Regions from separate parts of the Homo sapiens genome. Here region 2 is linked to region 1. Evidence: chromatin loops called from intact Hi-C (ENCODE). Cell type or tissue: gastrocnemius medialis. All regions are shown on one strand. Links, peaks and the distances in the headings refer to the core of each region. The heading gives the core; the rest is flanking DNA. Region 1 overlaps RTL9 (retrotransposon Gag like 9). Region 2 holds the start of GNG5B (G protein subunit gamma 5B).

Region 1 (15,851 bases), core at 2,549-10,548:
CCAGACTTAGGATTTTGCCTCATGGATGCAGCAGAAAGACACAGGGCAAGGGAATTGGGGATATACGCAAGATTCTGAAAGCAAACAGACCTGACTTCAAATCTCATCTCTGCTGTGGGACTTTGGGTAAGTCACTCAACCTCTCTGAGCCTCAGTCACCTCATTAAAAGGAAAACCACAATAGTATCTTCCTCATAAAGTTATTGTGAGGATAACATGAGATTACTGAAATGATGTCATAAGATGGGTAGTATATGCCTGGCACATACATATTAGTTGTTATTCTTATCATCATCATCATCATGTTCCAGGATGGAGAGGGAAGGTAGTAAGGTGAAAGGGGCTGATGGGATGGAAGAAATGGATGGAGGGGGCTCAAAAAACTGGAGAGCCTCCTGAGGTAAAAAGAAGAGCGTTGAGGCCAGCCAGCAAGGTGTAGATGGTAGGGGGTTCTGACTGATGATGAAGCATGGTAAGGCTAGGATGAGAGTGTGTCCTGTACATGGATCACGGATGTCCAACTCACCCAGAATGATGTCAGGACTTGGGGTGGAGAAGAAGACAATGAGCCAGATGTCGAACTCTTCGTTGAATGTGGGGGTGGGGGGGGGTTGACCAGGAGGGGATGGTTATAAAGAAGCGTCAACGAGGAGAGAAGTAGCCAGATGGCATGAGAAGGAGGAGTTCTTGGCTGAGGACGGAGGACTAACAGCCTGGAAGCAAACAGGGGAAGCTAGAGCACAGACCCCACCTCCCAGCCCTAGGGTGCCTGTAGTGTGGGAGTGTGGACAGTGTCCACTAGAGGGCGCTGGTGGCAAAGCCGTGAGATCCGCCGTGGAGACTCAGGTTTCAGCACTTCCAGGCCCGGAGGTAGACAATAGTGCTCTGTAAAATTTATCCAGGGTGTAGGGGGAATTGTTTACTGCAAGGTGGGGGCTTCCAGAGGGTACTGAGAAGAGTGAGAGAGGGCGGTAGTGGGGAGGTGGATGAGTCGGGGTGGCAGGGATGGGAGCACTGAGCAGTATGAGGATGGTATGGGAGAGGACAGATGACGAGCAGGGAGGCTTAACGTTTGGGCTGTGGCCAAGAACTGGGGGATGTGAAGCCTGGTGGGATTAACTGTCCTCGGAATTCCAAACGGAGCTTTTTTTTCCCTTTACATCTTTTGTTTATTATAAAAGTAGCACATGCTAGTTTCAAACAACTCTAATTATTGCTCAAGGGAAAATCTACCTCTCCTATTCTACTCCCCAGTGTTGACAGTCTGTCTATCCTTCCAGTCTTTTCCTGTATGTGTAACATATAATACCCTTAACAAAAATCAGATCCTACTATACTTACTCTTCTGCAACTTGCTTTTATCACAATACTATATTGGAGATATCATTGCACATCAGTATTTAAAGATCTAGCTTGTCTTTATTTGTGGCTACATCGTCATTGTCATCATTATACTAGTAGTTGGAATAGTAATGTGTAGCAATTATTAAATGCTCTGTGCCAGGTCCTATCTGAATATTTCATATGAATTATCTCATTTACTCTTCACAACTTCATGAATTGTTACTTTTCCCATTTTACAGATGAGAAACGGCACAGAGAGGTTAGAAACTTGGTCGAAGTCACACAGCTCATAAAAGCTAGAGGAGGAAGTCAAACCTAGGCAGTCTAACCAAGGCTCAAACTCTTAATCATTAGCATAGTAATGCTTAGTATGTCATTATTGGGATGTATTATAAATGATTTAACCAGTCCTTCACCGAGGTCATTTAGTTTTTTCAATTTGCTCCTATTTACAAATAATGTTTAAATGAACATCCTTATACATGGAGCATTTTGCAAAGGTAAACTCCTAAGACAGGAATTGCTGACTCAAATAACATTTCCAGTTGCCCTCCAGATGTGCATCAAGAGTGAATGAGTGTGCTGTTTCACCAGATTCTCACAAACCCTGGGTTTTAGTGACCTTTTAAATTTTTGCCAATTTGAGAGGTAAAAGCTGACATCTGAATCATCTCAATATTGTTTTAATTTGCATTTCTTAATTATTACTGATTGGTGTTCCTTTTAATAGGGCATAGGCCCTTTGCCTTTCCTCTGTGAATTGCCTGTTCATTATTCTTTGAGCATTTTTCTAGTGAATTGTTCATTATCTTCTCATTGGTCTACAGAAGCTCGTTTATTCCTTCCTTCAACAAGTATTTATTGAGTACCTACTGTATGCCAGGCACCAGTCTAGCACTAGAAATATAATAGTGAGTAAGCAAAACCTGAGCTTTCATGAAGCTAACATGTAAGCAGAGGAAATAATAGAAAAACAAGTAGCTAAATCATGTCATTGTAAATCATGGTAAGTGCTGTAAAGAAAATAATGCACTTCTTACACTGGAGCTGGTGGAGTATTCTGAATAATAAACCATTGTCTTCCTTCTATGTTGTGACTTTATCCTGGTTTATATGTTGCCTTTCCACTTTGCATGAGATATCTTTCACCATACTCAGGTTGTTAAATTTTTGCATAGTCAAATCTATCATTCTTTTTCTTCATAGATTCTACAGTTTCTCGTTGCTTTGCAAAGACTCCCTACCTCAATATTCTCTTATGCCTTCTTCTAATCTTTTAATGGTTTCTCTTTTTAACATCTAAATCTGACCTAATTGGATTATATTTTGGAATAAGGAGTGAGATAAAGATTCAGCTTTATATTTTGGTGGCAGGCCGGTTGTCACAGTAAATGGCACCATGTATTAAATGGTGCATCCTTTTCCCCAGAAATGGTGAGGCTGAAGCCCAGAGAAGGGACGACTCTTGCCCAGGGTCATGTAGCAAATTAGTGGTGACCAAACTCTTCCCAGATCTTGAGGCTACTGACTTCCATGCCAGTGATACAAAACTGAACTCATCACAGCTCCATTCTCTGGTGCACTTGAACAGTCTTCCCTGACCCACGCCAAGGTTCACTGTCGGAGGCCACAGTATTTTTCCTTTCCAATAGGCCCCCTGACTTCTCTTGCTCAGAGATACAAGTGCAGTGACCCATGGCAGCTCTGCTGCTTATAAATAGGAAGACACTTGCTGATCGCTGCTGAAATACCTCACATTAAGGCAGCTTTGGACACAGAAGACTGGAGGCAGAGAGCAGATAGATTTGCCATTTAGGAACCAAAATAGGAAGTGCCTAATTTTAAATAAAGAGATTTGGCATTGTTTTCATCCAGTTGCTGATGGAGCAGCTGCCATCGTGGAGCTTTTCAAGGAGGCTGCCTTGAATTGCGCCAAAATGATAAGCTTGTGGCTTGGAGGCTGCTGGGACTTGTCCCAAGGCCCCAGCTACGACATATCTAGGATCCAAAAGGTTATCTTGAAACGACAGGTGACTACATCACCACCAACGCAGCTTGACCTGACATCCCATTTCACTTAATGTTTCCCTTCTCCCTCCATGCTTCCCAAAGCTGTGGACATTTTGTCTGTGGAAAGCTGCTACCCCCAGGAGACAAGCATCTGGGAGAGCATCTCCACAGAAAAAGAAAAGTAAAGTGGGAGTTGAAGTCATTCAGGCTACTTGAGACAACAATTTTTAAAAGCTCCTATTTTCCCTCAGTTACCAGGAGATTTTCGGTCAAAGTGTTCAAAGAAAATAGGTGGATAATTACCTCCATTATTTCACTTGGCTTTCTATGGATAGACATCGTCAAAGATATTGGCGAGTTCCTCTTGTCCTACTAATCTTGATGGGTATTTTGTTGATTCACTTCCAAACTCTGAAGTAAATGTACTGCTTATTATAACGAAAAACAACCTTTAAGATGCCCTCTGTCCTCTACCTCTAGGCAGAGTGAGCAGCAGCTTGTACAGTGAAATTTAAGGTCCTTCTTCCCACACTAATAATGTCAGATCGTCCCACCACCAATACAGGGGAGGAAAAACCCTGAGTTCCATTTCCAACTCTGCCATGACTTGCTCTGTGACCCGAGGCGAGTCATCATCCCTGTCGGTGACTCAGCTGGCTACCCATAAAACGAGAAAGTCAGTCTGAGTGGTTTCCCTAACTGGGTTCCTCATCAAAATCACCAGTGATACTGTTAATAATATGCAGATAATTCAAGTCCTCATCTCGGACTTACTGAATCAGACTCTGAGGATTAGGAGCCACACTGCATCTGTATTTCAACAGCATTCCTGGTAATTCCATTGTACAGCCAGGTTTGGGATCTAGTGAACCAGATGACCTCAGGGTCCCTTCTGCTCCTGACAACAGGTGGTTCAATACCTCCCTCTGTACTTATGTACCATATCTCTAAGTGAGGTGCTGCCCCCTGCCCTTCTTGCTAAGTGGGAGCCCATTCTCTTATCAGGAGCCCTGAAGGCTTTAGCCATTCCTTTGTCAGATATTTAGCAGTTACCTTTGAGGACAGGACCCAGAAGGAAGGAGTACACGTATTATTGATGGGATCAGGGGAGTGAAAAAAAAAAAACAGCAGCAGCAACAACAGAAAAATGGGGGAGCTGGATCTGCCTGAAGGCCAAGACAGCCTGAGATCCTAATGGGGGCATGGAGGGCATTGACAGATTATACGTACAATACTCGAGCCTCATTTTCCCTGGTATCCTCTCTGTCTTGGCCAGACAAAACAATGCAAAGAGGTACAGCTAAGCTGGAAAACAGCCCTCTTTTTAGGTAGTGAGGTCTTTGGGCCCCTACGATTGATACCAGCAAGTGAGAATGTAAACACAACTCTCTTCACCACTGGGACCATCTGACGTCAGTCCCTTGGCTCCAGCATGTCTCAAGATAAGAGGACTGTAGGAAGCCCTGGGCCTTGACATTAGGACGCTCTAGCTTTGAGGCAAACTCTGAACTATGGTTTCTCTTCTGATAACTGGGATCCTGCCTTCTTTTGGTGATCAAAAGTCCCCGTCTCAAAAAAAAAAGTCCCCATCTCCTGCCAGTTTTATATACCCCGACTATGCTGACCTACATGCCTGACTCCAGCTGTGTGCTTGCATCCACATTCATTATTCATTATTTATAAGCACCTCAGTTAATTAGGCCAAACGGAAGCAAAACACATGGTCCTGGCCCTCACGAAGCCATCAGGCTAGCACAGTGGTGTTCAACCTTATCAGACTTAACATCCTCTCTTTTATAATAAATCTGCTTTTGCTTCACCCCTTTACTATCCTGAAATTAAATTTCTAGGTACTATAACCTACCTACACGCATAAGTTCAAAAAGATAGCTATATGTCCTGCCACATAAAGAGAAAATAAAGCAATACATAATAAAACACTATGTATTTAACTCTGTAAATGCTCACACAGGACTACATTGAATGATTAAATGAAGTAGTCAGAAGCTTGTGCCTTTATATAGAATCCCCATGAATGCAACAGTTATGGACACAAACTGATATGTTATATTGATTAATTCCAAAAGCAACATCACAATTGTTGACATGATTTCCTGAAATGGTGAATGAGTCTGTGTGATCCTCTGTAACCATGTAATCTTCCATATCTTTACAGAATAGTTGATTAAAACTGTGGGGTCGGGGCAGGGGAAGCAAAACCCTTTATGCTTAGGTATAAAACATTTATAGTAAAAGTTTAGATAATTAGAAAAGCAGTTTTCAGCTCCATGGAAGTCCAGCAGAACATTCAAAAATTATTCGGGATGCTAGACTATTTTTCATTTTGCAAGTCTGTCGTGGGCGTTGGAGAACATCTAGCATCCCCATTTCCAGTCCTCTGAATACCCTCTTGCATTTTCCAAAAGTCCCCTAGGGGGCAGTATTGTCTCAGTTGAGAGCCACCAGTCTAGTCATTCAGTTTCTGTGGAACTGGGATTTTGTCTGGTTCTTCCCAGGCTCCCAACTCCTTCACCCTTGCCTCCAAGGACTAGAGTCCCATCCTTGCTACTAGCACCTGGCAGGACTCCTAAGCCTCACCTGCTCCTGCTCAGTTCAGCTAGGCTGGGCAGGACTTCTGCTTTCACCAAAGCCAAGTGCTTCTCTAAATTGATACCTGTTGTTGCCACTCTCTTTGGGTGCCCCACTAAACTCAGCTGCAGTTGAGTTTCCTGCTCCATCCCAACAGGGTGCATTTTGCGGCATATGCCAGCTCTTCCACTCTGAACTTCCAATCTCCAGCCCCCTGACACTATGATCACCCACAGACCCAGGCCGTTGATAGTCAGTAGAACAGGTCCAACTACAGCAAGGTTTGAACTTGTGCCTCACCAGAACCCTGTGGCCTTTTGCCTTCAGCTAGATCCCCTTCTGATATTGAAACAGGAAAGAATTATCTTCTGCAAATAGAAAGAAAATGAGAGTCAGACCTTCTGTTAGGGCCCTCTTCTACCAGCCTTTAAATAGTTTTCTTGTCAGCCTCACACAGATAGCCCCAAACCATTTGAGAAGCCAGCACAGCTCCCTGCAAAGCACTGTAGCAAAAGGACTATGTACTCTGGAATCAGATGGACCTGAGTTCAAGTCCAGGGTCTATCTCATACTGCTTAAAGACAAAGAAATTCACTTAGACTCTCTGAGCTGCAGTTTGCTCACCTGGAAAAATGGCAACAATAATGAATGTCTGGAAAATGCTTAGCACAGTACCTGCCACATAGTAATCTGCTAGTAAATGGTTGTTATTTGTATTATTCTAGCAATCACATGGTATGTGCTGAAAAGTGGCTTCTGCTGACCTTACCTGTCCTATCCTATATATTTGCACTGTATCTTCTAGACCAAGGCAGAGTTTCCTGTGAGGCTCACTAGGATGAATCTGCATCCTGGGTTGAAGTTCCAACAGTGAGAAATACCAAGCTGGTAAAATCTCAAGGACTCTCTTCACCCAGCCATTGAGAATGTATTTTTATTTTTTCTATTCTGTCTCATTCCACAAAGAAAATCTTTTATGTAGCATTGAGCAAACCAGGATGGGGAAGCAGAATTAACTAGAAACTATACTTAAACAGGTTCCCACTTTCCTATAAAATTCAAGAATTGTCTGCAAAGGTGACTGGTGAAGTTGGCGGCATTGTTAATCACCTAAAGCAGCGTTTGCGCAATACCAGAGCTTTCCGAGGAAAAGGAGAAAACACAATCAATCATCCAGGTGCCAAAGAAGGCATTCAGCTCCTGTGCAGAGATGATATTAAAAAGTTACCTCAGTGCAAGCAACTAGATTAAGACAACAGACATCTTGAAGGTTCTAACCTGTTTGCTTAGCATTAAGAAATGGTGTTGAACAACCCAAAAACTATTGCATGAAACATCCACACATTCATCAATCAGTCAATATTTATGGAGCACACACTACATGCCAGGCACTATGAGAACTATAGAAAGCAGAGGAGCATAAGACTTTCCAGAACCAAAAAGAGGAATGCTTTTACACTGTTGGTGGGTGTGTAAATTAGTTCAAATATCGTGGAAGACACTGGAGATTCTTCAAGGATCTAGAACTAGAAATACCATTTGACCCAGCGATCCCATTACTGGGCATATACACAAAGGATTACAAATCATGCTGCTATAAAGACACATGCCCACCTATGTTTATTGCGGCACTATTCACAATAGCAAAGACTTGGAACCAACCCAAATGTCCATCAATGATAGACTGGATAAAGAAAATGTGGCACACATACACCATGGAATATTATGCAGCCATAAAAAAGAATGAGTTCACGTCCTTTGCAGGGACATGGATGAAGCTGGAAACCATCATTCTCAGCAAACTATCGCAAGATCAGAAAACCAAACACCGCATGTCCTCACTCATAAGTGGGAGTTGAACAATGAGAACACATGGAAGCAGAGAGGGGAACATCACACACCGGGGCCTGTGGGGCGTGGGGGGCTAGGGGAGGGATAGCATTAGGAGAAATACCTAATGTAGGTGACGGGTAGATGGGTGCAGCAAACCACCATGGCACTTGTATACCTAAGTAACCAAACTGCAAGTTCTGCACATGTAACACAGAACTTGAAGAAAAAAAAAAAACCACTTTCCAGAACCTTCCTTGAAGAACTTACTATCCAATTTGGGGAGTCGGGGGTGGAGGTGGAGAGAAAAGAACAAATCTCTAAACAAAGCAATAGAAAGCCCTTCAGCTAGGGTTTTCAGAGTAGGCTAACATCCTTTTCATTGCTGTAATTACAGTCTCATAAAATTAAGCAGACCAGATGTTCTGTGATTTGGTAAAAGAGAAAATATAGTCAAGCTTATTAAAGAGACTGTTTGACTTTACAAGGACTTGCACACCATGGTTCAGAACCAGGTGTTGGTGTCAGGTGGATCTGCGTTTAAGTTCTGGCTCCTCCACTTACTAGCTGGGTGACCTTGCCCAGGTTGTCTAACTTCTTTGGGCCCGTTTCCTCCTATGGAAATTGAGGGTAATAGCAATACCTTTTTGGAAGGATCATAGTGAAGATTAATAGAGATACCTTATATAAAACACTTAGCATAGAGCCTACCACACAGTTAATGTTCCCTTAAAAAGCAGCTTATTATAATTATTAAAAGAGAGAGAATGACTATTGCTAGCATTTGCCAAGGACATCTGGAAACTCTGAAAGAAAATTTCAGCCTCTTCTATTAGCAGTGGGGACAGGTTTCCCTCCCTTCTGGAGCACTAACATTCTTGGAGAAACAGCCAGCTGGATATGGTAAGATGGTGAGGTAAACAAAGTGTTTCTCCAAAAGTTCCATACCTTCTCCTCCCAGGTTAATTTGGCTTTTACGCTGCTACCCATTTGCTCAGAAGGGGCTCCTTTCAGCCATTGAGGCCCTCTCTGGGAGCTCTTGGTTATCCAATTTTAATGTTCCCCTCTTTACAAGCTCCCTTTGCAATTTGGCATTCTACATCTTCTTCCCTGAGGGATAACAACACAAGAAAGGATAGAAAAATTGCAACGTGACCTTTTTAAAAAGAATGACCTGTATGCAAAATCCCAACAGCACCTCTTAGAAAATACATTTACACAAAACCCCATGAAAGGCTCTGACTCATGCTTGGGGGGGGGGGGGACACAACAAGCACACCTGAATATATTTTTCGAATTTAACTGACAAAAGCGTATCTCTGAATCTCCATCACAGTATGTATAGTTTCCACCCCAAAAGTAAACACTTTAGGCTATTAGGAGAAATGACAATGGCCGTTTCAACAGAATGCGGATGACAGAATTTGCTTCCGAAAATGCTACTATGTGTATTTTCTTGTTTCCTGGTTATTAATATAACACATTTTGCCTCTGAGTGAAATGTTTTTACTTATGCCAAGAAAAATCGTGAGTTACAGGAAGTCTAACAGGCTTAATTAGTGAGTTTAACTTAATCCGGTGATTTTCAGCAACCCTGACAGAGTCAGGTTCACTCCCTGAATTTAATGGGAAGTGGTCAGAAATGGCCTTTAGCAACCTTATGAGAGAAAAGGCACATGATGCGCACAAACAAGGCCGGTTCTCCCAAGGTAAAAATAATAGGCTGAGGTACCGTAATTATCAACAGTGGTTTTTGTATACAGGTGCCTACTGCATGTGTTACCTGTTGCTTTCAGCTTTCGTAATTACAGTTTCTTATGATCAGACAGTGCTATTTTCCCTTCCTATTACCAACCAGCATGCTCAGGTGAAAGTTGTTCATGCCCCTGGAGTTTGTCCTGCGAGTGTATTTTTAAAGGCAAAGCTTCTTAGCCCAGCCAAATGAAACTGATCGGAAAAGCACCATAGAAACCAGAGGCCTATTATGTGTAATAGCTGGGCTCTTTGCAGCCCTATCCTAAGCACTAGGCCACAATTTCGGAAGGAAAGAACCTGTAAAGACTTCAGAAGACAGCAATGAAGACGATTAAGGGATTGGAAAAGAGGATCTAGGGGAAAAGGTTAAAGGTATTAGGATTATAAGGACGATTTAGCCTCAAGAGGAAAAAAAATGAAGGAGCCTGACCAACTGTTCTTCCTCGCTATTGATGGCACAGAATAAACGAATGGTAGCATGACGTACTTTAGTTTAGATGTAAGAAAGAACATGACAACAAGTCTCCGGAATCACTAAAGACTGTTCGTTCTTCATTCCTAAAACATTAGTCGAGCTTCCACCCCATGCTGGACTGTGTGCTGAGCACTGGAGAAGAAGTTCACAGGCTAATGAGGGAGACATGCCAAACAGATCATTATAAGACAGTGGGAGGCTTAGTATAATTGAAGGAATTCAGAATGCTTTGGACTTTTAAAAGGCGATTGGGTGTATACAGCACATATATATCACCTCCAGTGGGGTCTGAGGCAGTACCCAGTAATCAAGTACATTGATATTTCTGGAGCAAAAACACATGAATATTCACACAGGGTGTGAAAAATAAAGACTATAAATAACCTCATGTCAGTTCAAGTTGCGCTGCCAAATGAGTTTGTCATAAACGTACAAAGGCTCTCAGTTTCCAGAGCTTTTGGGGTTTTGGAATGATAGCTATGAGGCTATGAGTCTGGGTAAGGGGAGTCTGGCCAAGCACCAAGACCTGGGAATGACAGGGAGCTTCAGAATGTGGGCAGAGCCTGTGTCTCTAATGTGCCCCAATTCTGCTGCCCTGGTATCATGGACGTGTTTGGAGAAGGATCCGGGCATGTGCATGTGTGTGCGCGCATGCGTGTGTGTGTGTCTGTCTGTCTGTCTGTGTGTGTCTGTGTATACAGCAGGAGGAAGCTCCTTGCTGCTCCTCAGGTCAAGTCCACTTTCAGTGGCTCCTAGCAACATACTTTGAAGGAATGAGGTCTTTATTAACCAAATAATCAGTAAATGGGTTTTGTTATTGTTTTCAAATTATTTAGCTCCATAGTACCTATGAATATGCCCACAAATTTTGTAGAATAAGCATCCTCTGTGAGGTTTGCAATGTGTGGTAGAATCCCTGGGGCTGGGGGGTGTCACATCTCTGGCCTTCCTTTTTCAGCTGTGTTCTGTGAAGAACAGGGGCAGGGAAAGCCTGGCCTCTCAACTCCCTCTCTCATACCTACTCCCAAGGATGGCAGGGCCTGCCTAGCAAGTGATAAAGAAAGCTGAAAAGCCTACAGGGAGGGGCACCTGAGCTTCTGCTTATCTGGATTGGGGAACACCCAATTATCCTCTACCAGCCAAGCAGCTTCACGTAGGGGCTAACCTCCCTTAAAGGGGAACACCCAGTGAACCCTGTCACACCCTCAGAAGTTGTTTGCTTCCTGAAGAAAAGGGGGCAGTCCTTGAGTTCATTCTTCTGTTCCTAATCATGAAAGGAGACACCCCCCTTTCAGGACCTATTTTCTTTTGTCACTTACCCCCAACCATCACCTACACCTAAGCTCAAAAAATAACTAAAGCCCTCTTTTTGTCTTTAGACCTCCCTCCAAAAGCATGTCCTTCTCTCTGGACTGGTCCTCCTCTCCACCCTCTGGGAATCCAAGCCCACATCATTTCAGGATGAGATCAGCCTCCAGCCACTCCCTCTGAGGCCTGGCTTCCCAACCTTGGTGATTCCAAAGCACACATCTGTTGCAACACACAGGGCTCGCCCCTAGGCAAAATGGAGCCGGGGACACAGCTCTCAGTCAGCTGAGCTCCCACACTCACATACCCCATCCATGCTAGCACAGCCTTCCTCTTCCGTGGGGAGTAGGCTCCCTGGAACCCTTCCGTCTCCTCTCCCTGACAGGAAAGGCTCTGATCAAGGAATTTGCACTCAGATATAAATAATAACCCTGCCTTACCAAGGCAACCCTGACAGACAAACCTTGCAATTTGACTCAAAGGAATTGTATGCCGACCATGACGGTTTCTGGCATCACTCATAGGCAAAAAACAAATATTTATAGGCAAGGTGAGCCTTCTTCATGCTCATCAGATTATGATGTAGGGCTGCCAAGGCAGCTCTTGTCTTCTTGATCTAAGATAGACCATAGCAACATTCCTCAGAGCAAGGGACTCTGTTTCACTCTGTTTTCCGATTCAAATCAGGTCATGCAGTTTGATATCAAGAGAGATTATCTGAAATTGGGATTGACCTGGAAAGTGTGGGACAGAGGGTTGCCAAAGGTTGAGCGTACTGGTGGGAGGGAGTTGGGAAAGGAAAGGGAGACTTTGAAGAAAGAGACTTGTTGGTGAGAAGAGGAAAAGAGAAACAAGGAAGCGAAGAGAGACCTGGATGGTTATGGGGGTGAGGCAGAAGACTACTAAAAATTGATTTAAGGGAACAGTTAACATTTTTACATGCTTATTTTGTACTGGACACCGTAAGTGTGTTATCTCATGTCATCCTCACAACACGTCTAGGAGATGAGAACTATTATTAGATCCATTTTACAGGGGAGGAAACGAAGGCTCACTGAGATTAACTGTGGGAAATCATGCAATCAGTGAATGGCAGAGCCAAGATTCAAATGCTTATTGATCTGACTCCAGGGCCCTCAGCCATCTGAGAAAGGGGCCAAACACCCTTTGGTTGTAGGAGAAGCCTCCATGGTGTATCTTGATAGAGGCCCCCAGACAACCCCTTCCCCTTACCACAACACAGAAACACCTACATGCCTCCCGTGGGAGCTACCTGCTCCTAAGCTAAAGATTGCTTTCTGGGAAGGCACCAATAAATATAATATGTGCTCTGGAAAAGGTTAGGTTAAGGCAGTTTACCTTCAGAAAACACAAACCAGAGGTCAAGGTCTTAGAGGAGTTAGGAAGGAGAAGCTCTCAGCAGGATGGGCTGCCTGTAGGAGCCATAGTAGGTGTTGCAGCATGTAGGTGGCACTGTAGTACTGAGTCCCCGAGACACACTGGGAGTCTGAAGACACTAAAGACAAACTTGGCTTATTTCACCATTTTGCCCAGAGCTGACTCTGCTCACCATACACACAAGCGAGGGAAGAGTGCACAGTGCAAGGGAGCTGATGCAGGTATTGGAGCCTACGTTCAAATCCTAGCTTTGCAGCCTACTTGCTATGTATCTTTGTTACTCCTCTGAATGTGGCAAGTCACTGGTCTGAATTTTCCACTTTCATCTGTAAAACGAGGATGAAAATAAAAACATCGACTTGAGACGTGAGATTGTTTGTGTAAATGGTTCAGCACAATGTCTGGCACTTAAAAGAAATTCATTAAATATCATGTCCACCTACCCTGCTCTCACCACCTCTTGGAAGAAAAGGGAGTCCAAATTTAAAAGCCCTGGAAGTAGCCTCTAAAGATGACGAAGAACTGGGAGCATTCATTGATTCATTTACCACATAAGCCCTGAATCCCTCTTTTGTTCCCTAGAGACTCAGACATAAATAAAATAGTCCCTGTTCTCAAGGGGCTCACATTCAAGTGGGCAAAGATCCAACAAACTCTTGCCATAAAATATAAAACATTATAATAGAGATAAATTCAGGAGGGCCATGAGGGTACCTAAGGGCACTGAGAAAGCTTCACAGAGAAAATATTTGCGAGACAAGCAGCAATTGTTAGGCAGACAAGGAAAGAGAGTGTATTCCAAGTAAAGGGAATAGCATATGTTAAGGAACAAAACATGACAGATTTAAGTGGAGCTGGAACATCAGTTCAGAATGTAGTGAGGACTGGTGAGAGATTACACTGTAGGAGGAGTCAGAAGAGGTAGGGTATTACTGAGCGACACTTCTGAGCAGAGAAAAGATGCTATTCAAAATTTATGATAACCAATATGGCATGGGCATTAACCAGTTAGAAAGGACTCAGAACAATACGGAAAGCCATATTGGGGCCTCTAAGGAAGGGATTCCTTATATTTAGAATAGTTTTGGCAACTGAAGTGAATATAGGTAGATAAATAATGGATTGGCTATCACTGAGGCTTCCATGTTGTTTGAACATTTAGCCTGGCAGGAACAGTAATATCTGGCATACAAGATATCTACTCAGTGGCACATAATACTATTTTGCAGAAACAATTTTAGAAATTGCACCCAAATGTGTGTGTAAGAGATTATTTACTGCGCTGCCAAAACTTGGGTATCTATTCAGTAGAATGTCAGGGAGGAAGATTACAGCATCTCAGTAGTCCTCTAAGCACACAGAGCACAGCCACACACATAACATGTCCCTAATCAATGTTGAATTGCTATAATGAAGTCGGTTGAATTGAATGTCTTTCCGTTGAAATGTGATCCCTGTCAATTTCTTTAAAATGTTGTATCTCATAATTCTAATTAACTCACCTCTTCCCCTTATCTTATTCATTGCCTTCGCTAATAATGTCAGATATTCTTAGGATAGAGAAGGAACATTTTTTAATTATCTTCGAACTCCATAGAACTCCCTCTTAGTTAATTATCTTCTTATTCTCCCTGACTCATCCATGGTCATCCCACACTATAGTCTTATGCTAGCATGGGTTTTATTGTCTGACCTGTTGTTTTTCTGAGCCTCCCAAGTGAGAGAATCAGTAATGCAGGCTAGCCGCACAATGAGATTATATTAATCATTTATTTGTAAGTGAACCAGGTCGCCTTTCACATCAGCTCTCCTAACATGTCAATTTGTATCACATCTAATATGAGACAGCCCGAAAAAATCAGTTCCATCTAAGTAAGGAACTGTGAACAAATCTTTTTAAGAAAATTAGTAAGAACAAAAATGATTTTTTCACTCCAGTTTAGTCTTAATCAAAGCAGTGGGACCAGGGTCATCTCCACCTGCTGTGAGCGCAAATTCAACATTGTGTTTGCAGGAAGTGAGACCACAGGGTTTAGGCTTTGGAGCCAGACCAGCGTAGGTTTAAATTCCAGTTTTACCACTTGCTCACTGTGGACCTTAGGTAAGTTTTTAAAATTCACTGAGCCTAGGCTTCTGCATTTCTAAGTTTGGGGTTGAATGTGCCTACCTTGAAGGGTTGTTCTGAGAATTAAAAGTAAGGTACAGAAAGTGGAATGTGCTTAGGAGAGTGCCTGGCAGTGAGTAGACACTCATTATGTGATACACTGTATTATATTATTGTTGTTATTGTGAGTCCATTGTAAACCAGAAAGAACAAGAGACCATGAGTCAGGAGCCTGAGTTCTGTTCTTAGCTGTACCACTAATGAGGCAGAGACATTCACTGAGAAACGGCTAATAGGTAACATGAGTTCCACCACTCTCCTAGTCAACATATATGGCAGGTATCAATAATCAGTCATAGCATTTTTTTCCTAATGAGCAAAAACATAGATTTAGAATCATTCTCAGCACGGAATTCCAAACAGCCTCTACTGCTCAATTAAAGTCGGCAAATGAAATGAAACTTATTTGCCTTCCCTAGATTAAATGGTCTTAGATGTATCTTTTAGTGTTAACATACTATGGATCTATGGAAGAAATCCTCTCTGATAATGTTTACAACCCAACTATGAGGTGAAGTGAAGGGTTCAAGGTTCAGAGAGTGACTTCCAATATAATGAGTCGGAAACAAATAATTCAACTTGGTGGTGTGATACAGTTAAGATCTAACTGGATTTATGCCTGTTTCTTCTGCTGTGTCCTAGTTCTATGACCTTGGGCAAGTCACTAACCTCTCTGAGCCCCAGTTTCATCATTTGTAAAAACAGACAAAAGATGATTTTGTAAGATGTTAACATCAGGAGAAACTGAGTGAAGGATGCATAGGGATTCTCTGTACTCTCTTTTCAACTGTCCTGTAAATCTAAAAGTATTCTAAGATTTAAAAATTTATTTTTTAATGGGAAGAAGGGCATCTGCCTTGAGGAGTTGTGGAGAGTAAATGAAATAAGGTGTGGGAAAGCACATAAATAGTTTGATGTCTTTCTTTTCCCCCTCCCAGCCATCTCCCTTCATCTACACATTCAAACGTGTAGAACACC
Region 2 (15,851 bases), core at 2,963-10,962, 62 kb after region 1:
TCTTTCATTTAGAATAGTATTTTCAAGGTTCATTACATGTTGTAGAATGTATCAGTATTCCATTCATTTCCATTGTATGGGTATACCACCATTTGTTTATCCATTCATGGGTTGATGGATATTGGAGTTGTTTCCACATTTTGGCTATAATGCAGCCATGAACATTCATATCCAAGTTTTTGTGTGAACATGTATTTTCATTTCTCTTGGGTATATGCCTAGGAATAGAATTTATGGGTCATATAATAACTCTATGTTTAACTTTTTGAGAAAATGCCAGACAATCTTCCACAGAGGCTGCACCATTTAATATTCCCTTTAGGTTCCATTTTCTCCTCATCTTTGCCAATATTTGTTATTATCTCTTTTTAAAAAAAGTTATAGCCACCCTAGAGGGTATGAAGGGGTATCTCATGGTGGTTTGGGTTTGCATTTCTCTAACAATTATGCTGAACATCTTTTTCTTGTGCTAATTGGCCATTTGTGTATCTTCTTTGTAGAAACATACATTCAGATCTTTTGCCTTGCCTGTTTTTAAATTGGGTTGTCTTTTTTTATTGAGTTGTGTAAGAATTATATATTCTGGATACAAGTACTTATCAAACATGGTTTGCAAACACTTTCACATCTTATTCTCTGGGTTGTCTTTTCATTTCCTTTGATTCATTAAAGTTTTTAATTAAGATTTAGTCAGTTTATCATTTTTTTCTCTTATTGCTTGTGTTTTTTGGTGTCCTATTTAAGAAAGTATGGCCTAATTCAAAGCTATGAAGATTTACATCTATGTTTCCTTTTAATAGTGCTATAATTTTAGCCCTTACATTTGGATCTTTGCTCCATTTTGAGTTAATTTTTGTATATAGTGTGAGGAAGGGGTACAACCTCATTCTTTTGCATGTGAAGATGCAGTTGTCTCAGCACTATTTGTTAAAAATACTCTGTTTTCCTCGTGGAAATGTCTGGGTGCCCTTGATGAAAATCTATCAAACATAAATGTAAGAGTTTATCTCTGGACCCTTCATTCTATTCCACTGATCTATATGTCTATCCTTATGTCAGTACCATACTGATTGTTGTAGCTTTTTAGTAAGTTTTGAAATTGGGAAGTGTGCATCCTCCAACTAATGTCTTTTTTAAGATTGTTTTGGCTATTCTGGAGCCCTTGCATTTCCAGATGAATTTTAAGATCATCATGTCATTTTTTGCAAAGAAGCCACTGAGATTTTGATAGGGATTGTGTTGAATCTATAGATCAGTTAGAGTAGTATTGCTGTCTTAACAATATTGTCTCCTGCACACCACGAACATGGAATTTCTTTCCATTTACTTATGTTTTCTTCCACTTCTTTCAAAAACGTTTCATAGTTTTCAGTGTACATTCTTACACTTTCTTGGATACATTTATTCCTATTTTATTCTTTTGATGCAATGAAATCCTTTCTTTTCTTTTCTTTTCTTTTTTGAGACAGGGTCTCACTCTGTTGCCCAGGCTGGAATGTAGTGGTGCAATCATGACTCACTGCAGTCTCAACTGGCCAGGCTCAAGTGAACCTCCTGCCTCAACCTCCTGAGTAGCTGGGATCACAGGGTGCGTGCCACCATGCCCAGCTAATTTTTTTTATTATTATTTGTAGAGACGGGGGTCTCACTATGCTGCTCAGGCTGTTCTGAAACTCCTGGGCTCAAGCAACCCTCCCACCTCACCCTCCCAAAGTGCTGAGATTACAGGCATGAGCCCCCATGCCCAGCCTGGAATCGTTTTCTTAATTTTATTTTCAGATTGTTCATTGCTAGTGTGTAGAAGCACAACTGATTTTTGTATATTTCTCCTGCAAATTGCTGAATGCTTTTATTTACTTTAATAGTTATTTTGTGGGTTCTTTAGGGTTTTCTATGTATAAGATCAAGCTATCTTCAAATAGAGATCATTTGAATTCTTCCTTTCCAAACTGGAGGCCTATTATTTCTTTTTCTTCCCTAATTGCCCTGTTGAGAACTTCCAGTACAGTGTTAGGTAGAAGTGGGGTGAGTGAACATCCTCCTCTTGTTTCTGATCTTAGCAGAAGAGTTTTAGTCTTTCACCATTAAGTATGATGTTATCTGTTGGGTCTCTATAGGTGCTTTTTATCAGGTTGAAGAGTAAGGTGAACTTTATTTGAAACTAGAAGCCCCTCACCAAAGATGGAAACCTCAGGCCCACTTTTATTTTCTCTCTTCTGGTATGGCACAATTCTTCTGTTTCATATTCTCAAAACAGGGCGAGAATGCCTTAAGAGACAGACCTATACCTTATTCTGGATTTCAAACTGGGAACATTTCACTTCAGATGGAAGTGTTTTTGAAAGATAGCCTACTGAGAATTGTATAGATACTTAAGAATTCATTTGTAAAACATAAGATGGCAGGCTTTCTTTGAGCCATGACTTTATTTAGCTTGATTAAGTCTGTGTTCTACCGGTATACGTCATCTTTTCCTTAATCTCCTTGATGGGAGAATGCGAAATGGGAGACACATACAGGACTTTCTTATACATGATCCCTAGAGATGCAGTGGCATGTATGATAAGACTGCCTGGGTTCATTCAAATCCTTGCTCTGCCTCTTACACATTTGACAAGTAATGTGTATGTATCTCAGTTTCCTCATTTTGAAAAATTAAGATGATAAAACTATAATGATAATAATACCTAACTCAGAATTGTTGTGAGGAATAAATGAATTATTATATACAAAAAGTACTAAGAACAGTATAAAAATACTAAAAACAGTCCCTGACACCATCGTAAACTCCATTTATGTACTTCCAATTAGGCTATGTTGTTCAGTAATAACAACACAGGTTTAAGAGCCAGATAAATCCAGGTTGAAATTCCTGCCCAACTGCTTTTACCAGCTGAATTTGGTATAAAAACACAAATGAACTGAACTTTGTTTGCCTCAAAATTCATACGTTGAGGCCCTAATCTCCAATGTGGTAGTATTTGGAGGTCAGACCTTTGAGAGGGCAACTGGGGTTAGGAGGTAATGGGGTTTGCCATGTGAGGAAACCAGGAAGAAGGCCTGCACCACACTGAGCACATTGGCACCCTAATCTCAATCTTGGACTTCTCAGTCTCCAAAACTGTGAGAAATAAATGTTTGTTGTTTAAGCCACTCAATCTGGGGTATTCTTGATATAGCAGCCTCAACAGGCTAAGAGACCAGCTATGTGGCCTCTGACGAATTAATCTCTCTGAGATTTAGTTTTTTCATACCTAATCGGGTACAGAACCTACTTTTCAAGGTTATTATAAGGCATGCATTAGATAATTCCTGTGAAATATCTAACTCAAGATAATTGTTGGACAAATGGCAACTATTATTGTTGTTACTTTATTTTTATTTTCTTCTTTTAAGGCCAATGAGATCTTATCACTGAATTTCTTTTGCTCATTTAACAGTTCAGGCCTGGGGATGATAACAGCAAATGGCATAAGGGGCTTTTAGTTTTTTAAAAGTAATATATACTTGTGAAAAATTCAAATTTTACAAAAAGTGAAAAGTAAAAACCTGTTTTCATATGCATTTCCCTGCCCATTTTACTTCCCCTTTCTTAGGGTTAGCAACAAGGAAAAGAATTTGACTTATATCCATCCAGACCTTTTTCTATGCATATACATAAATGTGAATTATACATAAGAACACATACACATACATATATATTTCTACATAAATTATACCATATTATATATTGTTTTGTGATTTTCTAATTTTACTCGACAGTATATTTTTGATATCTTTCCATTTGAATAAAAATCTACCTCATTCTTCTTAATAGCAATACAATAACCCAAGAGATGGAAGTATCACTGGTTTACTTTTTAAAAATCTTTAATAATTGCTCTCAAGATAATATCATAAGTCTCTAGTTGCAGTGTGCTTTTTCTCTCAAAGCCTGTGTTTAACAATGTAGTATGTAAATGTGTAGTTTAAAGCAAATTCATAGTTTGCATGGATCGTGAGTGTTTTGTTGAATTCTAGGTTATAGGGACAGAATGGAAAGCTAAGTACTTAGTCAAAAAGAGACTTCTTTAGATAGGTCAGAAGGAAAAACAAGTCATCTAAATTATTACCAGCTTTTAAATAATTTTTCCTGGTGGGTTCTAGTGTTGAAAGAATAAATGAAAAAGAAGACTGAAGTCGAAATCAGTAAGTTCAACAAAAGCCTTGAAAAGCTTATTAAATACAAAGTAACTGTTGATCTGGTGGAAAAAGAGCACTGAAGTTACTACAATAATTAATCTTTTGTACTGAGAAGTTGCTATAATAATAATTCTTTTGGATGAGAAATGGGCCAAAATAATTGAGAAATGCCAAAAAAAGGTAACCATGTAGTCAGATGATTACGTTTACATACATAAATTCACAAAAGAGAAATTAAAATTAATGCTTCCAGAATAAGCAAAATACATTGTGTCAATTTCCAACAGGTCCAAACTGTCTGTGTGCTACTAATGGAAGTGTCAGAATTCTGGGCAAGTATTCACAAAGATCAGAAGTGTCATAACACTGAAGCCATGTGATTATAAGAGAAGAAAATCTGTATAGATGGAATCATGTGTATAGATGGAAATGTCACTCACTGTAATATCTGAGCAGGAGGTTGTAATCAAAGCACTTAGCAATTAGAAAGTACAGGGCCCTAACTCCCACAGAATTTTTGTTACAAGCAGCTCTGACAGCACACAGAACTGTTGTAAGATACTTTGTGAGAAAGCTTTGTCAGTGGTAATGCCTGCTTTAATAACATCTGGAAACAGCTGTTTTTCTCCAAAAGACAGCAATATGTCTAAGCCTGCCAAATACAGATAATAAGGTGCTTACCTATCATTAACAAAATTATGCTTTCCTTATTGACAGAAAAGATCTGTTCACATTGTGAGAAGAATACATTACAGAATTAGCGAAGAACTAACAATTGAAAAGCATCACACAGATGGCTGCCAAGATGGGCTGCTTCCCAGCCCAAAATCTGCAACCCTCTAAGGTGGCTACAATTATCCTGAGGTTCACCATGAGTTTTTTTGAAAATATCTCAAAACAAAATTATACATGAGGCACTTTAATTAAAAATATATATGCCATACAGCATTTCGAAGAAAGGGGAAAGATGGCATGAAAGCAAGCTAACAATAGCAGGGCATTATAAACTTCCACAAGGTTGGGAGCCAACAATAGTAAGATTCAGTGGCAGTTTTTATGAATTCAGAGCATTGTGCCAAGGCACATTGTCAAAATGTCTGAAAATTTATTTTAATGTCAGCAACAAAATTATTCATTCATTGAAGAAATATTTACTGAGGGAATACTATATGTCAGGTACCAATACACACATTGCCTGCTATAAAGTTTGTATCATCAATGTATAGGAATGCTGGTATTCCTGAGCCCTTCTAATAGCATCTTAAAAATGATATTTAGCGGCCCCGCCGACCCACGGCCCACGACCCACCGACCCACGAATCGGCCCGGCCCCCGCGTTCACCATGTCTGGCTTCTCCAGCGTCGCCGCTACGAAGAAAGTGGTTCAACAGCTCCAGCTGGAGGCCGGGCTCAACAGCGTAAAAGTTTCCCAGGCAGCTGCAGACTTGAAACAATTCTGTCTGCAGAATGCTCAACATGACCCTCTGCTGACTGGAGTATCTTCAAGTACAAATCCCTTCAGACCCCAGAAAGTCTGTTCCTTTTTGTAGTACAATGAATCTTTCAAAGGTTTCCCAAACCACTTCTTATGATCCAGTGAATATTCAAGAGAGATACATTTGAAGCCTGTACAAAAGCTTATCCCTGTAACACATGTGCTGTAATATACAAAATTCTACTTTTGTCTGTCCTTAACATCTACCTCTGAATTTTTATGAATTTCTACTTCACAAGGGTAATTGTTTTATATACATTGGCAGCAGCATACAATAAAACTTAGTGTGCAAGTTTTAAAAAATGATATTTAGCAATATCATATTAGTGAAAACTAGTAACTTATTGTGGTTTATTATTTCTTTGAATACTAGTGATATTTGACACTTTTTCATATGTTTATTGATTATATGACCATTTGTAGTTCCTTTTTGAATAATCTACTCATAGCCTATGTCCACTTTTTTTTGACTCATCCATGTTTCTGTTTATATACAGGATAACAAATTCAGGAACAATGGGAAAGTAACATATAAAAATTTAATAGGAAATACAATAGAGATTATAAAACACTACCATTTGATTTTTTATGCAAATACTTCAATATTCCAATTTTTTCTCACTTGCTAAATAAAGCACACAACTTGAAATGCTAAATAATTGTGTTACTGTAAATCTTTTAAAGAATAAAATGTTGGTGAAAAACCAAAATTGCTTAGTAAGGTATGTATGACCTTGTTTATTATCTATCATAGACATCAAGATGATCATAGTTAATACCAACTTAAGCTTTACAGAATACTGTTTTAGGCCCAATATTGATATAATAAATGAAGGTATCAGAGAACCTTGTATTTATGGCATCAGGTTATAAAGATCTATTCAAAACCATTTTTGTCAAAATTTAAACTCTGGAACAAAAGTCAAATTGTTTCTAAATGAGACACAAAATAATTATTGCTAATAGTACAAATTTTGTCCTATGGGTAATACTATTGTATTTTTCTTTTTAAAAAAATTATTTCAATTTTTATTTTTGATTCAGGGAACACATGGGCAGGCTTGTTAGCTGGGTATACTGTGTGATGCTGAGGTTTGGGGTATGGATGATCCCGTCACCCAGGTAGTGAGCAGAGTACCCAGTAGGTAGTTTTACAGCTCTTGGTCCACACCCTCCCTCTGCAGTGTCTGTTGTTCCCATGTGTCCTCAGGTATTACTATTTTCAAGTTTTTTTCTTTTTATATATATATATATATTTTTTTTATTACACTTTAAGTTCTAGGGTACATGTGCACAACGTGCAGGTTTGTTACATATGTATACATGTGCCATGTTGGTGTGCTGCACCCATGAACTCATCATTTACATTAGGTATATCTCCTAATGCTATCCCTCTCCCCTCCCCCAACCCCACAACAGGCCCCGGTGTGTGATGTTCCCCTTCCTGTGTCCAAGTGTTCTCATTGTTCAATTCCCACCTATGAGTGAGAACATGCGGTGTTTGGTTTTTTGTCCTTGTGATAGTTTGCTGAGAATGATGGTTTCCAGCTTCATCCATGTGCCTACAAAGGACATAAACTCATCATTTTTTATGGCTGCATAGTATTCCATGGTGTATATGTGCCACATTTTCTTAATCCAGTCTATCATTGTTGGACATTTGTGTTGGTTCCAAGTCTTTGCTATTGTGAATAGTGCCACAATAAACATACATGTGCATGTGTCTTTATAGCAGCATGATTTATAATCCTTTGGATATATACCCAGTAATGGGATGGCTGGGTCAAATGGTATCTCTAGTTCTAGATCCCTGAGGAATTGCCACAGTGTCTTCCACAATGGCTGAACTAGTTTACAGTCCCACCAACAGTGTAAAAGCATTCCTATTTCTCCACATCCTCTCCAGCACCTGTTGTTTCCTGACTTTTTAATGATCGCCATTCTAACTGGTGTGAGATGGTATCTCATTGTGGTTTTGATTTGCATTTCTCTGATGGCCAGTGATGATGAGCATTTTTTCATGTGTCTGTTGGCTGCATAAATGTCTTCTTTTGAGAAGTGTCTGTTCATATCCTTTGCCCACTTTTTGATGGGGTTGTTTGTTTTTTTCTTGTGAATTTGTTTGAGTTCATTGTAGATTCTGGATATTAGCCCTTTGTCAGATGGGTGGATTGCAAAAATTTTCTCCCATTCCATAGGTTGCCTGTTCACTCTGATGGTAGTTTCTTTTGCTGTGCAGAAGCTCTTTAGTTTAATTAGATCCCATTTGTCAATTTTGGCTTTTGTTGCCATTGCTTTTGGTGTTTTAGTCATGAAGTCCTTGCCCACGCCTATGTCCTGAATGGTGTTGCCTAGGTTTTCTTCTAGGGTTTTTATGGTTTTAGGTCTAACATGTAAGTCTTTAATCCATCTTGAATTAATTTTTGTATAAGGTGTAAGGAAAGGATCCAATTTCAGCTTTCTACATATGGCTAGCCAGTTTTCCCAGCACCATTTGTTAAATACGGAATCCTTTCCCCATTTCTTGTTTTTGTCAGGTTTGTCAAAGACCAGATGGTTGTGGATGTGTGGTATTATTTCTGAGGGCTCTGTTGTGTTCCATTGGTCTGTATCTCTGTTTTGGTACCAGTACCATGCTGTTTTGGTTACTGTAGCCTTGTAGTATAGTTTGAAGTCAGGTAGCGTGATGCCTCCAGCTTTGTTCTTTTGGCTTAGGATTGATTTGGCAATGCGGGCTCTTTTTTGGTTCCATATGAACTTTAAAGTAGTTTTTTCCAATTCTGTGAAGAAAGTCATTGGTAGCTTGATGGGGATGGCATCGAATCTATAGATTACCTTGGGCAGTATGGCCATTTTCATGATATTGATTCTTCCTACCCATGAGCATGGAATGTTCTTCCATTTGTTTGTGTCCTCTTTTATTTCATTGAGCAGTGGTTTGTAGTTCTCCTTGAAGAGGTCCTTCACATCCCTTGTAAGTTGGATTCCTAGGTATTTTATTCTCTTTGAAGCAATTGTGAATGGGAGTTCACTCATGATTTGGCTTTCTGCTTGTCTGTTATTGGTGTGTAAGAATGCTTGTGATCTTTGCACATTGATTTTGTATCCTGAGACTTTCCTGAATTTGCTTATCAGCTTAAGGAGATTTGGGGCTGAGACAATGGGGTTTTCTAGATATACAGTCATGTCATCTGCAAACAGGGACAATTTGACTTCCTCTTTTCCTAATTGAATACCCTTTATTTCTTTCTCCTGCCTGATTGCCCTGGCCAGAACTTCCAACACTGTGTTGAATAGGAGTGGTGAGAGAGGGCATCCCTGTCTTGTGCCAGTTTTCAAAGGGAATGCTTCCAGTTTTTGCCCATTCAGTATTATATTGGCTGTGGGTTTGTCATAAATAGCTCTTATTATTTTGAGATACGTCCCATCCATACCTAATTTATTGAGAGTTTTTAGCATGACGGGCTGTTGAATTTTGTCGAAGGCCTTTTCTGCATCTATTGAGATAATCATGTGGTTTTTGTCTTTGGTTCTGTTTATATGCTGGATTACATTTATTGATTTGCGTATGTTGAACCATCCTTGCATCCCAGGGATGAAGCCCACTTGATCATGGTGGATAAGCTTTTTGATGTGGTGCTGGATTCAGTTTGCCAGTGTTTTATTGAGGATTTTTGCATCAGTGTTCATCAGGGATATTGGTCTAAAATTCTCTTTTTTTGTTGTGTCTCTGCCAGGCTTTGGTATCAGGATGATTCTGGCCTCATAAAACGAGTTAGAGAGGATTCCCTCATTTTCTATTGATTGGAATAGTTTCAGAAGGAATGGTACCAGCTCCTCCTTGTACCCCTGGTAGAATTCAGCTGTGAATCCTTCTGGTCCTGGACTTTTTTTGGTTGGTTCAAGTTTTTTTCTTTACATGAAACTACTGAAAGCAAAAGTATGTCATGCTTACAGGTTACTCTATGCATTTATCATTCTATTAATAAATGTCTTAAGTAATTAAGTAGTATATTAAGGCCATAAACCAAGTCATTATCTCATAGCAAAGGACTATTGTTATTCAATCATCTAGAAAATGCATTTTAGGCCAAGTGCAGTGGCTCATGCCTGTAATCCCAGCACTTTGGGAGGCCAAGGCAAGCAGATCATGAAGTCAGGAGTTTGAGACCATCCTGACCAACATGGTGAAACCCCGTCTCTACTAAAAATACAAAAATTAGCCAGGCGTGGTGGCGTGTGCCTGTAATCCCAGCTACTCAGGAGGCTGAGGCAGGAGAATCACTTGAACCCAGGAGGCGGAGGGTGCAGTGAGCTGAGATTGCGGCCACTGCACTCCAGCCTGGGTGACAGAGTGAGACTCTGTCTCAAAAAAAAAAGAATATTCATTTTAATGTATGCCCACTTTTTTAATGGTCTTTTAGTTATTGATTCTAAAAGGCTCTTTATACATTACTTTGTCATCTGTCTGACATTATTACCCCCAGTGGATGCCTGAAATGGCAAATAGTACTGTACCTTGTATACACTATGTTTTTTCCCATACATACATATCTATGATAAAGTTTAATTTATAAATTAGGCAATATAGAGATTAATAACAATAGAACAATTATAGCAATATACTTTAATAAAAGTTTTTTTTATTTACTAAATTGAGAATATTTAGCTTTTATTTTTTTTTCTGTTTTTTAAAAATGAGACAGGGTCTCACTCTGTCACCCAGGCTGGAACGCAGTGGCACGATCTCAGCTCACTGCAGCCTCGACCTCCCAGGCTCAAGCAATCCTCCCACCTCAGCCCCCCAAGCCTCTTGGACTACAGGCCTGTGCCACTATGCCTAATTTTTGTATTTTTTGTAGAGACAAGGTTTCACCATGTGGCCTAGGCTGGTCTCAAACTCATGAACTCAAGCTATCCACCTGCCTCGTCCTCCCAGTGTTGGGATTACAGGCGTGAGCCACCGAGCCTGGCCTACATTTTCATTGAAAGGAAGCACTTTACAGCTTTTCTTTGGCATATCCGAATTTCCAGCCTCACTACTCTTGCAGTCTGGGGAACTTATAAAGTAAAATAAGAGTTACTTGAACACAAGCACTGTGATACCACAACAGTCGATCTGATAACTGAGATGGCTACTAAGTGACTAATGGGTGAGTAGTTTAGACTGCGTGGTTACCCTGACAAAGGGAAGATTCATGTCTCAGGGGACAGAGCAGGATGGTGCAAGATTTCATCACCCTACTTAAAATCGTCCATAATTTAAAACTTATGAATTGTTTATTTCTGAAATTTTCCATTTAATATTTTTGGACCACAGTTGGCTGTGGGTAATTGAAACCACTGAAAGTGAAACCATGTATAAAGGGGGATTACTATATATTTGAGTAAGAGCTTCTAGAGACTGCTAAATTTGCTCCGTAACTATCAGAGTGGAAGTCAGCTAATGCTGTCAAATATTTTTATAAGGCCTATGAGTATTCTGGAATTATTTTGATGCTGTTCACTTCTCCTATTTCTGTATTAAATCTAATTTTATGTACACAAAACCAGATTATGTTACAGTCAAACAGATTCCAGGAATGTTCCACAAACAATATTGTTCAGTAGTCAATAGAGGACAAATTGGACTATAATCTTGCCAGTGACTTAAAACAAAGTGAAACAAAACATAAAAAACTAAAACATGTTACTATAGTTGCTGCCATCAACTTCCTCATCATTTTTGAAGTTGGTATTAATAGTAGCATCTTTGGAATATTTCAGCACTTTTTCAGTACTACATTTATGTAGAAAGGTCTGTGCTGGCATTTAAGCCAAACTCTATCACCCTGTTTTAAAAAGTCTTAGCAGGCATACACAATTACATCTTGGAGCCTTATGGATATGACAGTAATATTGACCTTTTCACAAGAAATGGCAGAAGCTAGTTTGAGGCAAAATCAGTGCTGCTCAGAAACTTGTGCCATCATCCTTGATGACAGATAAGTATTAAAATCTCCATTGAATTATTTTCTTTCTGTGATTCAGAGTCAATAAACAATTGCTGAATGCCTAATATGTGCCAGATGCTTTTCCATACAACCTTTTCCAGTCCTCACCACCCATCTATAACATAGGTATCTTCATTTCCATATGAGGAAATTGTAACTCAGAGAGGTTATATGATTTGTTCATGGTCACACTAGTAACTATTAAGTGGCAGAGATGGGACCTGAAGCCAGATTTTCCAGTTCTAAAAATCTAGCATTCTTTTGATTGTACCACAGTTGCCCTCCTCAGCAAGACTGGATGAGACAATGTGGATGCCCCAGGCAGGCTTATGTTCTGGTGCCTCTTCACCTGCATATATTTAAAATATTTGGTCAACATTTACTTAATGAGAGTAGGGAGAGACTGAGTTTCTATTTTAAATAGTGTATGTCTTTTTTCCTTATGTTTGAAATAAAAAATTCACTACCTACACTTATAACAATAATAGCTATCATTTATTGAGTGTTTACCGTATGTCAGGAACTATGCTAACCACTTTACATGCGTTATCTCATTTAATCCTAGGAGGTGAGCACTGTTATCGTCATCATCGTCATCATCACCACCACCATCATCATCCCCATTTAATAGATGAGGCCCAAAGTTTAAGTCACTTAGCCAAGATCACACAGCTAGTAAGTAGTGGAGCCAGGATTTAATCTCTGGTAGGCTCACATCTGAGCCTATGAGCTTAACCAATATGTTGTGTGTGTGTGTGTGTGTGTGTGTGTGTGTGTGTGTGTGTGTGTGTATGTTTTGCCTTCAACTACAGCAAAAAATCCTAAATTGGCATTTTAAATTACTGATTTATTACTTTCATTTCTTTTGTTTGTTTTGTCACTCAAAACTAAATATAATGGCAGTAACTTACAGGGATATAATTATAAAATCAGATAACTTACAGGTATATAGTTATAAAATCACGTTCAGGCCAGGCGTGGTGGCTCACGCCTATAATCCCAGCACTTTGGGAAGCTGAGGTGTGCAGATCACCTGAGGTGGGGAGTTCGAGACCAGCCTGACCAATATGGAGAAACCCCGTCTCTATTAAAAATACAAAATTAGCCGGGCGTGGTGGCGCATGCCTGCAATCCCAGCTACTCGGGAGGCTGAGGCAGGAGAATCGCTTGAACCCAGGAGGCGGATGTTGTAGTGAGCCAAGATCGTGCTGTTGCACTCCAGCCTAGGCAACAAGAGCGAAACTCCTTCTCCAAAAAAATAATAATAATAAAAATAAAAATAAATAAATAAGTTAAATAAAATCACATTCAAAAGACCTTAGAATTTCTCCTTTTTTTGTTTTTTTTTTTTTTTTTTTTTTTTACAACAAACCATTTTCCACTTTTCTGTAGTTTTTATTTTGTCCTCAGTGTCCTTTTGCAATTCTCCAAACCAGGTAACTTTGGGGAAGGTATAGTAGAGGATTTAAAATTTAGATAAGGAAATGAACCCTTCATTCTTGATAAAGAGCATTGCAACATGCAGTATTTTGTTTCTCAATATCAGGTGATTGTGGAGAGTTGCCTACTTTCAGCAACTCCCATCTTGCTAATCTCACCGTTGGTGGCACACCCTTTAACTTGCACGCGCTTGTCACGAAAATAGAGTGGTTGGCACCAGTGAGGACTGGCTTGCTTTTGCTTTTAATTTTTTACTCAAAGGTCCCAGCCTCCTTAGGTGAAAGAAGTGGCCAATTTTCATTTCACCAATTACTTTAGGAAGTACTGGCAGAAACCCAAGGTATGCAGCACCATATTTATGTTTTATTCCAGGGATTTTTAAACATCCCTTTTAAATTGGCACCCCAGGCAGTTCCCTGGCTGACCCATTGCTTAATTCTCCTCTCTCTCAGGAAGGCTATGGAGGAATTGATGAATCTAATTAGGTATCCAGAACTAGAGAGTTGATGAAGAAGAAGGATATGGTTTGGATACATGTATATTGATTCAAATATTAAAGGACAATTTTCTATGAGTTTCAGCTGACCCTGGAGGGCATACAGATTCCAGAACAAAATCCATTGAGTGGATTTACCTCCCCTGCCATTTGTAAACAGGCGAAACCTGATTATAATGAATATCAGAGGGCAGCTGGAGCCTGCAGGTTGAATACTGATGTTACGGGCTGTGTAATTACTATGCAATTTTATTACCAGGCATTTCATATGTATAATTATAATGAGGTTTAGATAATTTAGAAAAACGGCTGATCATAAGCAATGTCAGGCCATCTACAATCTGAGCTTCACCTTTGTGTTAATTAAAGCAAAATCTTCAAGTAGAACTGGAAATGAAGGGTCACACCCAATGAAAGGTCTCTCCCACCCTGGCTTCTTGTCTGTCCACTCATTGTTTGTACTTCTGAGGAAAACTCAAAATTTCACTGCCTGGTACTTCTGTGTTTAAAGATCACTCTTCTTCCCTTCTCCATTCTTTGTGGGTACAAGTCTGTTTTAGGTCTTCTTTTTTCTCAAATGTCTTATTGTGTTAGAATACATGAAACATAAAATGTACCATCTTAACTTTTTAAATGTATAGTTCAGTGGTATTAAACACATCATCATGTTAAACAACCATCACCACCATCCATCTCCATAACCCTTTTCATCTTGTACAACTGAAACTCTGTAGCCATTAAACAATGACTCCCCATTCTTGCCTTCCCTCAGTCCCTGGCAATCACTGTTCTGTTTTCTGTCTCTATGATTTTGACTATTCTAAGTACCTCATATAGGTAGAATCATACAGTATTTGTCTTTTTGTGACTGGCTTATTTCACTTAGCATAATGTCCTCAAGGTTCACCCATGCTGTAGCATATTGCAGAGTTTCCTTCTTTGTTAAGGCTGAATAATGTTTCATTGTATGTATATACCACATTTTGCTTATCCATTCATCTGTTGATAGACACTTGAGTTGCTTCCTGTTTTAGCTATTATGAATAATGCTGCTATGAAAATAAGTGTACAAATATCTCTTCAAGACACTGTTTTCAAGTCATTTGGGTATATACCCATGAGCAAAATTGAAGGATCATATAATTCTATTTTTTATTTTTTTGGGAACTGCCATACTGTTTCCCACAGTGGTTGAACCGTTTTACATTCCCACCAACTGTATACAAGAGTTCAATTTTCTCTACATCCTCACCAATACTCTTTATTTTCTGTTTATTTATAGTAGCCATCCTATGCTTTGGGTCTTAATAAGATGTCTCTGACTAGGATTGAGATTTTCAAATCAAGTGTAGAAAGTGGAGGCAGTTTTGTGTCTTTATACCTGAAAAAACAAACCCTCCTCCTTCAAATGCTGAAGAAAAATACAGTGATGACATTTTAGAATTTCAAATGAGAACAAATAGTCTAAAAACACAACAGAATATTTGAAATGGAAACTGCCCCAGAAAACTTGAATAATTAAAGCTATAATGTATTTTGAGCACCTACTATGTGACAGACACTAGGAAAAGTACTTCCCACATATATTATCTCATTTAATCCTTTCAATAACTCTTTTAAGAAATGGGTCCTAGAGTACCCATCTCTGCAGATGAGGAAACTAAGGTGTAGACAGGTTTAAACTACTTGCCCAAGGTCACATAGCAATTAAATGGCAGAGCTGGAATTCAAATCCAGGAATGACTAACTCTAGAGGCTTTTCACTTAACCACCAAGAGGACCTGCCATTTCCTTAGATGTTTACAGGCTCTAAAATAATTTCTTTGTGGAAGGAATTCAAAGGCAAGAGAGTCAAATCAATATTTCCATCTGTGTATAAAACCTACATGATTTTTGACATATCCAAGAATAACATAAATTACAGGAAGGGCATTTGGGCATTCTATCTCTCATTCCTGGGGGTGGCAGCCTTCCCTACCTCAGGTTCATCCCATAAGCCTATCCAGAGTCCATTCTTGGCCAACCAAATTGATCTCTGGAAAGTGACTTGGCATGGCTCTTCCTACATTAATTTCATCAAAGCAATAATAATCATGAAATCATGGGCTCCATATTAGATTTTTTTTTTTTGAGACGGAGTCTTGCTCTGTTGCCCAGGTGATCTGAGTTCACTGCAACCTCTGCCTCCTGGGATCAAGCAATTCTCCTGCCTCAGCCTCCTGAGTAGCTGGAACTACAGAAACAT

What was found. Hi-C counts contacts between places; a loop is a spot of excess contacts. Peaks named below come from ENCODE experiments on the same cell type or tissue, not always from the same donor. Only the 100,000 strongest peaks of a DNase experiment are listed, where the experiment ranks them.
Region 2: a loop joins it to region 1, with 3 times the contacts of the local background. A loop is called at or near these places in 8 of 110 quality-filtered maps.

Annotation. Positions count from the first base shown.
Region 1 is chrX:110,398,275-110,414,125 of GRCh38, reverse strand. The region is part of intron 1 of RTL9 (retrotransposon Gag like 9); the gene reads right to left. It also overlaps a transcript of AMMECR1 not described here. Among named protein-coding and RNA genes, the nearest start is that of RTL9, 47 kb to the right of the region's middle. RefSeq lists an enhancer at 6,049-6,098. In gastrocnemius medialis, for the core only: a CTCF peak has its summit at 5,786 (motif pointing right); no DNase peak of the experiment used is centred there.
Region 2 is chrX:110,336,584-110,352,434 of GRCh38, reverse strand. It overlaps GNG5B (G protein subunit gamma 5B), which reads left to right and starts at 5,462. Exons shown (of 1, transcript NM_001396022.1): 1 at 5,462-5,981. The coding sequence starts at 5,526. The coding sequence ends at 5,732. It also overlaps a transcript of AMMECR1 not described here. RefSeq lists enhancers at 10,771-10,830, 10,841-10,990. In gastrocnemius medialis, for the core only: no CTCF peak of the experiment used is centred there; no DNase peak of the experiment used is centred there.